Linked DNA regions of Homo sapiens: region 1 is linked to region 2. Evidence: chromatin loops called from intact Hi-C (ENCODE). Cell type or tissue: IMR-90. All regions are shown on one strand. Links, peaks and the distances in the headings refer to the core of each region. The heading gives the core; the rest is flanking DNA.

Region 1 (6,387 bases), core at 762-5,761, 64 kb before region 2:
GGCACTCAATTAGTCTCTAAATAAGACATGTGCTAGACTATTAAGATGCCTGAATTGACAGGCTAAAGAACTGGGCTGGAAACTTATGAACGATAGAGCTGGAAATTCTGAAGTCTTTCAGAACTGCAGAGAAAGAAACCAATTAGGCTCTTAATTAAAAGCTTGAGATGGTCATTTTCAAGAAGATGACTGAAACAGATGTATACTGGGACTTATACAATCTATAGTCCAGCTCTAACCTATATCAATTCCTGACTCTGCAAAATGGTCAGCTGCTTAACTGAGTGACATAACAGAAGAAAGGGGAAACACTGTCTGGTGAAACATCACATTATTTGGAATCTCTTTATTTCTTTTATGCTTAATGTCTGACATACAATAAAATATTACTATACATGCCAAAAGACAGGAAAATTTTTATTAGTAATGAAGAAGAAAAAGATAGAAATAGTAGCAGACTAATAAATGATCCAGATATCAGAGTTACCAGTCAAAGCCTTTGTAATAACAATAATTAATATATTAAATAAATTAGAAAAAAGATAAAAAGAATAGGTGAAAGTATGGAGATTTTCTCCAGAGAATTATATTCTGTTAAATAAAAAGAAATAGATAATATACAATTGAAAAATACAATCTCCGCAATTAAGAACTCAATAGATGGATTTAACAGTAGATTAGAAACAGAAGTATACAGGACAAGTGAATTAAAATATAAGTCAATAAAAACACATAAAATTAAGATTAGGAAAAAATTAAAAGAAAAAATGAATAGAGATGTATAGGATGATCCAAAGGTCTAACATACATATAATAGGTATCACAGAAGTAAAAAGAGAAAATGGGTGGAATCACTATTTATATTTTCCAAACTGATGAAAGATAACAACTGAGAGATTCAAAAAGCTTTGAGAACCACAATTTGAAGATAAACAAAGCAAACTACACCACAGTATATCAAAGAATCTTCTGAAAACCAAATATAAAGAGAAAAGCTTACAGTTGTTGACTTAAAAAGAGAAACACTAAGACTGAAATCTAACTTCTTAACCAAAATGATGGAAACTAGAAAACAATAAAATGACATCTTAAAAATGTTAAAATAACTGCCAACCTATAATTTCACACACAATATTTTTATATCCTTCAAAAAATGAAGATAAAGATAGTTTTAGTCAAATAAAAAATAAAGAATTTGTCACTAGTAGGCCCACCTTTGTAAAATTAAATGAACTACTCTCAAGCTGAAAAATGATTCCAGACAACCTACAAAATGGGAGAAAATTTTTGCAATCTATCCATCGGACAAAAGGCTAATATCCAGAATCTACAAGGAACTTAAATAAATTTACAAGAAAAAAAAACCATCAAAAAGTGAGTGAAGGATATGAACAGACACTTCTCAAAAGAAGACATGTATGTGGTCAACAAAAATGTGAAAAAATGCTCATCGTCACTGGTAGTTAGAAAAATGCAAATCAAAACCACAATGAGATACCATCTCACACCAGTTAGAATGGCAATCATTAAAAAGTCAGGAAACAACAGATGCTGGAGAGGATGTCAAGAAATAGTAATGCTTTTACACTGTTGGTGGGAGTTTAAATTAGTTCAACCATTGTGGAAGACAGTGTGGCTATTCCTCAAGGATCTAGAACCAGAAATACCATTTGACCCAGCAATCCCATTACTGTGTATATACCCAAAGGATTATAAATCATTCTACTATAAAGACACACACCTGTATATTTATTGCTGCACTATTCACAATAGCAAAGACTTGGAACCAACCCAAATGCCCATCAATGATAGACTGGATAAAGAAAATGTGGCACATATACACCATGGACTACTATGAAGCCATAAAAAAGGATGAGTTCATGTCCTTTGTAGGGACATGGGTGAAGCTGGCAACTATCATTCTCAGCAAACTAACACAGGAACAGAAAACCAAATATTGCATGCTCTCACTCATAAGTGCGAGTTGATCAATGAGAACACATGGACAAAGGGAGGGGAACATCACACACCGGGGCCTATTTGGGGGTGGGGTACTAGAGGAGGGATAGCATTAGGAGAAATACCTAATGTAGATGACGGGTTAATGGGTGCAGCAAACCACCATGGCATGTGTATACCTATATAAGAAACCTGCACGTTCTGCACATGTACCCCAGAAATTAAAATATAATAAAAATAAATAAATAAAAAGAAAAAGAAAAAAAAGAAAAATGATTCCAGATGCAACATGAAAATATAGGAGAAAATTTCAAACTTCAGGAGAGTAATTATGTGGATAAATACAAATGACTAGTGGCTGTATGTATGAAACAAGAATTGTAATGTCATATATATTTGCGTATAGTATATATTATATATGAAAAAACCAGAATTACAGTGGAAACATATTATTATATTGCTGCAGGTAATGTAGTACTTAGAGAGAAACTGCAGCACTACAATTCTGATTTGGCATGTTTCTATTTTATTTTAGTTCAAAATGTTTTCTAATTTCTAGCTTAATGCTGTTGTGGTCAGAGAATATGCTGCATATATTAGACAAGAAGAAAGACTGAAAATCAATTATTTAAACTTACAACTCAAGAAGCTACATAGTAAAAAGCACATCAAAACTAAAGAAAACCTAAGAAAATAAATAAAAAAACAGAAATAAACAATGAAAAGGAGAAAAATTAACAACATTGAGGCTTGAGACTTAAAGTTGATAAAGTTTTAATAGGATTGATCAAGAAAAAATAAAGAATCCATAAGTTTTCAGAATTGAAAGTACACAGATCACAATACATTCAGTCAGATAATATTATGAACACTTTCTCCAATAAAATTACTGATTTGGATGAAATGGATTCATGACTCAAAAAACTCAACAACTTACTAATTTTGCCATAAGAAGAAATAGAAAATGTAAACAATCAGATATATGTGTTTAAAAAATTGGATTCTTAATCAAAACTTTTTCATGTTCAAATTCTTTCAAACATTTAAGAAAGACATAACAGCAATGTTGTACAAATTCTTCCGGAGGAAAGAAAAAGAAGAAACACTTTCTAATCCTTTTAAAGAGGCACCATAATATGGATTATAAAATTGACAAAGGCAGAATAACAAAGGGACATTATATACCAAGTTTTCTGATGAACATTGATGCAAAATTCTCAAGAAAACATTAACAAACTCGTGTGAGCAATACATAAAAAATGATGATACATCACCATTAAGAAGAGTTTATTTCAAGTATGCAAAAGTAGTTTAACATCAGAAATTACTCAATGTACTTCATTACATTAACTGAGTATAGGAAAAGAATAAGAATTCATAAGTAGATTTAGCAACATCACTGAATACAAGGTTAATCTGCATAATTTAGTAAGTCTTTCTAATAATCTAATAATCTAATAATCTGTATAATTTAATAAGTCAGAAACACTTGAAAAAAATAAATTTTAAACATTATCACTTACCAAAGTATCAAAAATCACATCCCTAGTATGTTAGTCCATTTTGTGTTGCTATAACAGAATACTTGAAACTGGGTAAATTATAAAGACAAGAATTTATTTAGCTATAGTTATGCCAGCTGGCAAGTATGGGAAGCATAGCACTGGCATCTGCTCAGCTTCTGCTGAGGGCCACATGCTAAGTCAAACTATGGCAGACAGGGTCAAAGGGGAAGTAAACACATGGGAAGAGATACCAACAGTGAGGAGGAACCTTGCTTTATTGCAACCCCTTCTTGCAGAAACAAATTCATTCCTGAGGAATGAATCTAGTCTCAGTAAAGCAAGAACTTATTACCATGAGAAAGGTACCAGGCCATTCATGAGGAATCTGCTGCCATGACCCAACACTTCTCCCACTAGGCCCCATCTCCCAATACTGCCACATTGGGGATCAAACCTCAACATGAGTTTTGGTGGGGACAAACAAGACTGAAATCATAGCACATAGGAACTAATGCAATGAAACATGTGCAAACACCTCTACAGTCAAATTACAAAACATTATTGAGAAAAGTGAAAGAGGATCTAAACACATGGTGAGATATTCCATGTTCATAGATGGAAGACTCAATGCTGTTAAAATATTAATTCTGCTAAATTAGTCTATGTATTTAGTGTAATTCTAATTTTTAAAACCAGCATACTTTTTATTAATGAAAATTGGAACTGCAAAAGGCCAAGGATATCCAAGGTATTCTTGGAGAAGAACATAGCTAGAGGGCTTTTTTGACCAGCTATCAAAATTTATTATAAAATTACAGTAGTCAAGATCGACATCAAAATTTATTATAAAATTATAGTAGTCAAGACAGTGTGGTGTTTGTAGGACAGAAAAACTGACCATCAGGACAGAAGATGTCCAAAGAAGAGAGAGTCCAGAGCCAGACTAACATAGTCACTGGATTTGTGACAAACAGTAGAAGTTGCAATGCAGCGCAGCAAAGAGATAATAGTCTTTTCAATAAATGATGCTTAGTCCTACTAAATAGAAAATAGTCAAATTCAGATGGATTATAGATTTAAATGTAAAAGGCAAAACAATAAAGCTTTTAGAGGAGAAGCTTGATGATCATCTTTATGATCTTGGAGCAGGTAAAGACTTTAAAATGGGACACCAAAAGAACTATTTCTAAAACAAAAATAATGATAATTCAGTTTATATCAAAATTAATAACTGCTTTAAGAACCTCAAGGTACATGTATCCAGAATACATAAATAACTAAAAATCAATAAGAAAAAGGCATATAACCAGTAGAGAAATAAACAAGACTGAAGTAGACAGTTTAATAGAGAATATTCAATCTCATTAGTTATCAGGAAAATACAAACAAAAAAACCCCACTATACAACAATACTGTACATTCACTAGAATAGCTAAAACAGAAAGGGCGGAGAATCCTGAGTGTTAGTAAGGATGTGAAGCCATAGAAATTGTTGGCTGTGAGTCACTGCTGGTAGAAGTCTAAATTGGTACAACTACATTGGCAAACAGTTTGGCAATATCTTCCAAGCAATATGATGCCTAGGTATATAACTCAACATAAATGTCAGCATAGCTTTATCAAAAGACATGTCCTGGTTGATCTTAGAAGGACTATTTATAAAAGTACAAAACTGAAAATTGCTTGAGTGCCTGTCAAGGGTAGAATGGATTAATGAATTGTGGTATCATCACAAAGTGAAACACTGTACAGCTGCATACCGTGGACAAATATTTTCCTCAGAACTCATCATTGAGAAATGTGTAGCTGCTTCCAGAGTGTGTCTAATACTATTGGAACAGACATTTCAGAATGAAACAAGAGGCTCAATGGGGTTAACTCCATGGAGGGCTCTATGAGCCTCTGGTGAGAGGTTTGGCCTGTGAGAGGCAACGTTTCTATCATTTTGCGATTCCACCCTCATTATTCCTGTGTGGCTCAGCAGTATCTGAGCAGCTTGAGTTGGTGAAGGCATCCCTTAGGATGCACAGTTATAGAGTGACTAAAAGTGGTCAGTCCTTTCAACCACTTTAATGGCATTTGCCCAGTGGGATAGAGTTAAAGTATGTTTAGATCTTGAAAGTCATCTTCTTTTTTTGCTGGTTGTTTTTTGATGGGAAGATAGAACTGGACAATATACCCACAGGTGTTTGACAAAAGTACACTCATGTGAGGAGTCTTGCATTACAAATCTGTCCCTGAGGCTGAACTTGCTATTTTGATATGTTTTCATATGACATCTAATGTGCAGTGAGAAGAAAAAACAAGTGGAGGGTTGGTTGTGTTTTCCTAACAATGAATAAGACAGAAACCCTTGATAGCTAAATTCATCTGCAGTCAAACTAAGTTTTGCAGTGTCTTTTTAAGAGCCAGGCAATTCTACCACAAAATAAAATATATTTTTTAAATCCACATTACTATACCACTGACAAGTCTTTACTTCAGAACTCATCATTCAGAAATGTGTAGCTGCTTCCAGAGTGTGTCTAATACTGTTGGAACAGGCGTTTCAGAAAGAAATGAGAGGCCCAGTCTCAGTAACTCCATGAAGGGTGCCGAGCTCCTCTGTTGAGGATTTGGCTTGTGAGAGGCAATGTTCCTATCATTTGCCAATTTGGCCTTTGTTATTCCCACGTGGCTCACCAATAGCTGAGCAGAGTTTGGCCTCCTGTCAGCTGGGCATTTAGGTAGTATGTCCCTTGAGTCACAGTGTGACTAAAAGTGATCAGTTCCTCTAGTCACTTTAATGGTGTTTTGGTACTGAAAGAAAAAAAAAGCAATTTTCAAGAACATTGATCATATTAACTCTTTTATATTATTATTATTATTATTATTATTTTTACATTCCCTAGCCTGAAATGGAAATGTCACTACTGGGCACCAG
Region 2 (6,387 bases), core at 791-5,790:
GCCCCCAGGCCCGGGTAGTTTTTTGGTATTTTTTAGTAGAGATGGGGTTTCACCATGTTGGCCAGGCTGGTCCCGAACTCCTGACCTCAAGTGATTCGCCCGCCTCGACCTCCCCAAGTGCCGAGATTACAAGCATGAGCCACAGTGCCCAGCCAGGGTTTTTATTATAATGGTTTTTCTTTAAAACTGCACATCAATGCGGGAGAAATGAATCTTCCAATGCACGAACAAAGTATGTCTTTCTGTGTAAGTCATTGATTTATTTCATCTGAATTTTTAAATTTTCAGCATAAAAAAAATTCCTTTCAATGGCAAAAACCACAATTACTTTTGCACCAACCTAATAGATCCTGTGCATGTCTTGTTAATTGTATACTTAAGTATATAATTTTCACTGGAGTGCAATGTAAATGGTATTGTTTAATTTCAGCGTTCATTGATAGAACATAGAAATATACTTGATTATGTACTTTTACCCTTTAGCTTATAACCTTGCCTAACTCACTTATTAGTTTAGGAGTTTATTTTGGGGAGAATTTCTCGGGATTTTCTATTATTAGCAAACCAACCTTTGGAATACAGAAAATTCAGTTCCTTCCCAAAGTGAACCGGCACTCTTCTCAGTCCATTCTTTCTAGGTAGTCACTTTATTTGGAAAAGGAAATTCTATGGAGTTGCGATCATGCCTTTAACTTCTTTGTAGTTCGCTCAATGCCTGCTACTGCTATAGGAATTATAGCATAGTGACTAAAAGTTAGGCTCTGAAATCAGACTGGGATTTCAAAGCCTATTAAGGGATCAAATCCTGACCTAATCCTATACTGATCTATCTGACCTTGTGTATGCTTCCTAAATTCTGTATGTTTTCTCAGCTGTAAATAAAGATAATAATAATATATCTCTCACTAGATTATGTAGGGTTAAATGGAATAAAGCATTTAGCATGAGGACTAACATGGAGTAAGTGTGTGGTACAGATTTAGCTGGTTACTAATATAATATGCTAATATATTTTACATGATTAATATAGATACAGACATTAATAAATACTTATTGAATAGCTCTTATATATTTTCCACTATGCTTTGGCTTTAAGCATTGCCTTGGAATTCATTTAAAACTTGCTTGGTATTTCCTGTCACAGAGAGAGAACTCAAGTAGTTTTGAGTGGTGAAGATTCTTCCACTATGTGTCACCATATTTTTCAATGTATTATTTCGGTCAACAGATTCCAACTAAATGGGGGGTTTTAAAAAACAAATTCAGTTGGTTTTCTGAAACACAAAGATGTGCAAATGAACAATTTCTGATAATTCAAGTAATTTTAGACAGACAAGGAAACCTATTTTAGAAGTTTCCAGAGGAGCTGTCTGTACTACTCAGATTTATCCAAAGTTCTTTCTCACTTTGGCAGTATAGACCTGATTCTAAACATACCATGAAATAAGCTGTACATTTGGCTTAAAGGTTATTCTATTCAGTCCAAAATGGTCTCAAAATTATTAGCTAAATACACATTGACTTGGAAGGAAGAAGAAAAAGAACTCAAGTAAAACATGTTTTTTATTGCCAAAATCTGAGTTTTCTTTCAGTGCCTGCTATAACCTCAGTAATACCCAGGGCAGGCAAGAGGCAGGTGTTCTTTACACTATAAGTGCTAGTGATGATGTAAGTTGTAGTGGGAAACAATACAGTACTTTTTAAAGCTCTCATTGGTTTTAAAAAACGAAGAAAAGGGTTTTCAATATTGAGTCTTAAAAATATTTATTTGCAAATTATCCTATTTTTTCTTGCTTCTTTTGTTTTGAATTACATCTTGTAGTTACAACTGTAGGTTTTCAAAATGTTCTCACTATCATGGTTTCTACTTGCATGCTTTCAGGACACTGGCATTTATTTTTGACATTTATGAGACGAGAAATGGTCACAGAAAACTAGATGACTTTGCTTCACAAACATACTGAAAACAAACAAGGAGCATCATTCCCACCAAGTGCTGAAGCAGCATATACTTTAATGCCTTATTTTGGTCGAGCCAATATTTTGGTCAAGTGATAATGGGTAAAAAATAATTTAATACTATACCATTGATTTTACTGATAAGACAAAGCAAGAGGCTACAAGCAAATGCTGATAGTACTCCAAGGAAAAATGATTCCACGGACCATGTTAGCACGGTAATTTCTAGTGTCATCATGATGCCTTTCTAGTCTCTTTTTATTCAGTGATTCATATAGTAAAGAACTGCTGCCATGTTTCTAAGTTTAGGAAAATATTAACTTATCCACAGAAACTTCCCAAGAGACTCAATATAATTTAAAGGTCCTATATGTTATAAATGTTAAGACCTAGATACTACTTCTATATAAAATATTTTTTCATAGTCTATTAAGTTTTTAAAATAGATTTATTATTATGGAAAATAATTGGACATCATAAAATGTTTTTAAAACACCAAAGTATAAAGAAAATAAAGGTAAACTATAATCCTATAGCCAAATAATAACAGGAGTTGATATTTTGTAGGATATCTTTTCAAGTGCTTTTCTGTTCTATACATAAAAATAATTATTTTTAGGAAAAATTAGATTATACTATAAATTATTTTATAACAATTTTAAACAAATAACCCTTCGTAAGCATTTTAATGTCAATGTTTATCTACATATCATTTTTAGTGTCTATAAAATATTTATCATTTATTTAGCCAAGTCTCAAATGATTAACAGTTGAGCTTTTGTGTGTGTGTGTGTGTGTGTGTGTGTGTGTGTGTGTGTGTGTGGGAGCAGGTATTGTTAGAAACAATCCAAAAATGAGAAACTCATATATATATCTTTGTGAAACTCTTTTGTTATTTTCTTAGGGTGAGCTCCTAGAAATGGAATTATTGGATCTAATGGGAAATGTTTCTAAAGAGTTTGGCAGTTATTGAGAAACTGTCCTCCAAATAGTTTGTATCTATTTATGCCTCCAACAATACTGTATTAGAAAGCACATTTCCATATACATTATTGTTATCAAAAGCTATTATTCAGCTTTTTATTTTTTGCCAAACTTGTGAATGGAAAATAACAACAGTAAGTTGCATTGGAATAAAAGTTTATATTTAATTCTAAAATTTTACTTATTCATTCACTATTTAACTACTTGGTGATTACCCTTAATGATTAAATTCTGTAGCTTATGCTTGGTAATGGTGGTGGGAATGGCTTGCTAGAACTACACATATTTTAAATATAGAATAATTACTTTTTGAAGTTCCTCAATTTCTTCCAAATTCAGAACATCATCAGATAGATTTTTCTTGTGCAGACAATTTATGTTTATTTAGACTACTTGGTTTTTATGGGAGGGGCGGGGGAGAAAAAACATAGATTAGATAATAAAATAGTAATTTTATATTTTATTAGTATTTATTGAGAGCTCTGTGGTCCAAGTGCTAAATTAAACATTTCACATGAACTGTCTATGTTTTCCTTACATAACCTCATGTAGTGGTAGTAAAATGTTCCTGTTGTAAAAGGTGTCATGGCCCTAAATGATAACAACCATAATTTGAGTCCAGGTCTGTGTGGAATCCAGAGCTTGAACGATTAATTACAGCAACATCCTGCTTTCTCTGAAGTGGTCTCACGCTAACGATGATATGAATTGATTCTTTCTTGATGATGGAAGAATGAGATAATTAATGCCAGCACATGCTACATCTGGTAGCAGCATTTTATTCTCTCATCAGAAAGTTAAAGAATGAAAAGGGAGGAGATTGCCTGCTATTTTTTTTTAACTTCCTTTAGTTCCCTCTCTTGCTGCCAGATTTCTGTTTAAGCCAGTCACGCAGGGCACGGTGGTTGTGTGAGAGCCGATACACTTCTTTTCCCACAGGCACTCATTCATCCTTGTTCTGTTTTCTTCATCTCAGGGGCACTGTATAATCTGCCGGGCCTAACTCATTACTCATCCTGGAGCCTGTCAATCCTCCAGAGGTCAGATCATTGGCTTTGGTGGTTATGTGGTCCTTGGTCTCTGCCCTCTGGGAGCTGAGGGTGAGAGAGTCTGTCACACCTGAAAACACAAATCCTGCTGCCTTTCAAGCCACCAGTCCTGCTGTGATAGACAAGCTACATTTTCTTCCCATTCTATAGAAAGCAGCGGAACACCAGCTAAGATGTGGTATAAACTCCTGATTGTTTACAGGCTTACAGAGCCTGTGGAATGAATGCATAACTGTCCACAAATATCTTCTAGTATTTAACCTTCATTTATTTTCCTTCATGGTTTAAATTTTCCATTGTGAGGGGGAAACTCCTGGATCTCTAGCAGTGCTTGCTGAAAAATGTTAATTTCCCCTCATATTTTCACATCCTCAAGACTAGCACAGAACAGGAATTTCTCATAGCTAGAATTATATTGACTTATACGAGAGAGACTTTGTTTGCTCATTTAACAAATATTAAATGAGAGCTGACTGTATGCCAGACACTACTGAAGGCATAGAGGACTAAACCATGCAGACTAGATCCCCTCTCAAGGGATGGCATTGGGATAAGGAGGCAGCGATAATCAAATAACTGAATAAATAAGATTAGTGGTGCATGCTATGAAATAAGACAGAGTGTTGTAATAGAAAGTGTTGGGGAGGCCAGTGAGGAAGGGCTACTTATAAGTGAATGTCAGTGAGGAGGTGACCTCTGAGCTAAGGCTTAGTGACTAGAGGAACCAGCTATGCAAAGGCCTGGAGGAAGAGAATTCCAGCATGAGGGATCAACAGGAGCAAAGGCCTCAAGAAAGGAAATATCTTAACCTACTCTAGAAGGGCAATGTGGCAAGAGCATAGAGAGATGGGGTAAAGCTGGGAGAAGTCATAGATAAGAATAGGGTCAATCATGTAGAACCTAATGGACCATGAAAAAGAGTGAATTTTGTTCTAAATGCAGTAGGAGGCTACTGGAGATTTTGATATGGAGATTTAAACAACCCATTTCATATTTTCATAGCACTACTCTGAGTTTTTTATAAATTATAGAGGAGCTCAAGTAGAACAAGATTTCATAATAATCAAAGCTAGAGATAACAGTGGCTTAGACCAAGGTGAAAAATGGTAGAAATGAAAAGAAGTAAACAGATGTGAAATATATTTTTTAAATGGAGCCAAGAGTTTTTGTTGATGGATTGATGACGTCTACTAACACGAGGAAGACTCCGGAAAGAATAATTGGCAGGGGGTGGGATTTAAGACCTCTCTTAGGTAGAACTAAAATTGATAGGTGCTTTAGAAATTCAAGTGAGAATGTCAATCGTGTAGCTGGGCTAAATGGTACTTAGTTAAGGTTAGAGTTTGGAGAACATCTTTCAATTAATTAAATCCAAAATGAAGAGAATCTCAAATGAAAACATGCATAAGTTTGGTATGGGGAAAAAACTTCTCAATCTAACATCTCTGTTTCTGTCACTGACACCATTTTTCTCATTATCCATATTCAAAAAGTTATATTGAATTCCTTTTCTCCCCTTCACTTCCATATTTAGACACAGTATTTATCATCATGGTATTTATCTGCTCCAAGATCTTTGATGACTCTCGATTGGATAAATTATTTAGCCTTCTAGACCTGCATCTTTATCTATTTTCCAGCTTTCTTTCTTCTATCCCCTATCATGAACTCTTGGCTTCAACTGAATGTATCTCTCCAACTGGAATCTACTTGTGCCATATCTGCTTCCTTGTCTGAGGTGGCTTTTCCACTCCTCTTAGCTGAGTCTTACCTGCCTTTTGAGGTCCAGATAAAATTCTACCTCCTCCAAAAAATACTCCTTGGGTTCTCTCAAACCTATAGACAATGTTTGTCTTATCATTTGGACCATCGTTTTCATGATCACTCTGTAATTAAGTGTGTGGTATTGATAACTGTCCATTACTCTCTTCCATGTCATGTCTATTCAGGAAATCATATGCTTCTTTAGGCTAGAAATTTGACATATCTCTTGATAATTAACAATTGCTGGCCAAGTGAATTTGAAATTCAACTTAACCATGTAGTTTCCTTTGAAACATAGCTGAGACTATATATTTAAAATACAGTCACCTCTTGATATCCTCGGGGGATTGCTTCTAGGACGCCCCTCATGTACCAAATTCCTCTGATGCTTAAGTCTGTTATACGATATATGCAGGTTATATACAAATACTTTGACATTTTATATAACAGACTTAAGCATCAGAATCGTTTTTTTTCTGAATATTTTTGATCTGGATTTGGTTGAATCCACAGATGTGGAACCCATGGATATAAAGGGCTGACAGTACTTCATTAAAGAACAAAGCAAAACAAGTAAATCTTAGGTGGGGATTGAATGAAAGAGCATGTAATTTGAACACAGAAGGCTCAC

The links. Peaks named below come from ENCODE experiments on the same cell type or tissue, not always from the same donor. Only the 100,000 strongest peaks of a DNase experiment are listed, where the experiment ranks them.
Region 1: a loop joins it to region 2, with 2.3 times the contacts of the local background. A loop is called at or near these places in 3 of 110 quality-filtered maps.

What each region holds. Positions count from the first base shown.
Region 1 is chr3:99,472,270-99,478,656 of GRCh38, reverse strand. The region is part of intron 1 of LOC105374007 (a long non-coding RNA gene); the gene reads left to right. Among named protein-coding and RNA genes, the nearest start is that of COL8A1, 160 kb to the left of the region's middle. In IMR-90, for the core only: no CTCF peak of the experiment used is centred there; a DNase peak (open chromatin) is centred at 3,216; H3K27ac peaks cover 529 bases.
Region 2 is chr3:99,408,471-99,414,857 of GRCh38, reverse strand. No RefSeq gene overlaps it. Among named protein-coding and RNA genes, the nearest start is that of COL8A1, 230 kb to the left of the region's middle. In IMR-90, for the core only: no CTCF peak of the experiment used is centred there; DNase peaks (open chromatin) are centred at 1,147 and 3,837; H3K27ac peaks cover 1,440 bases.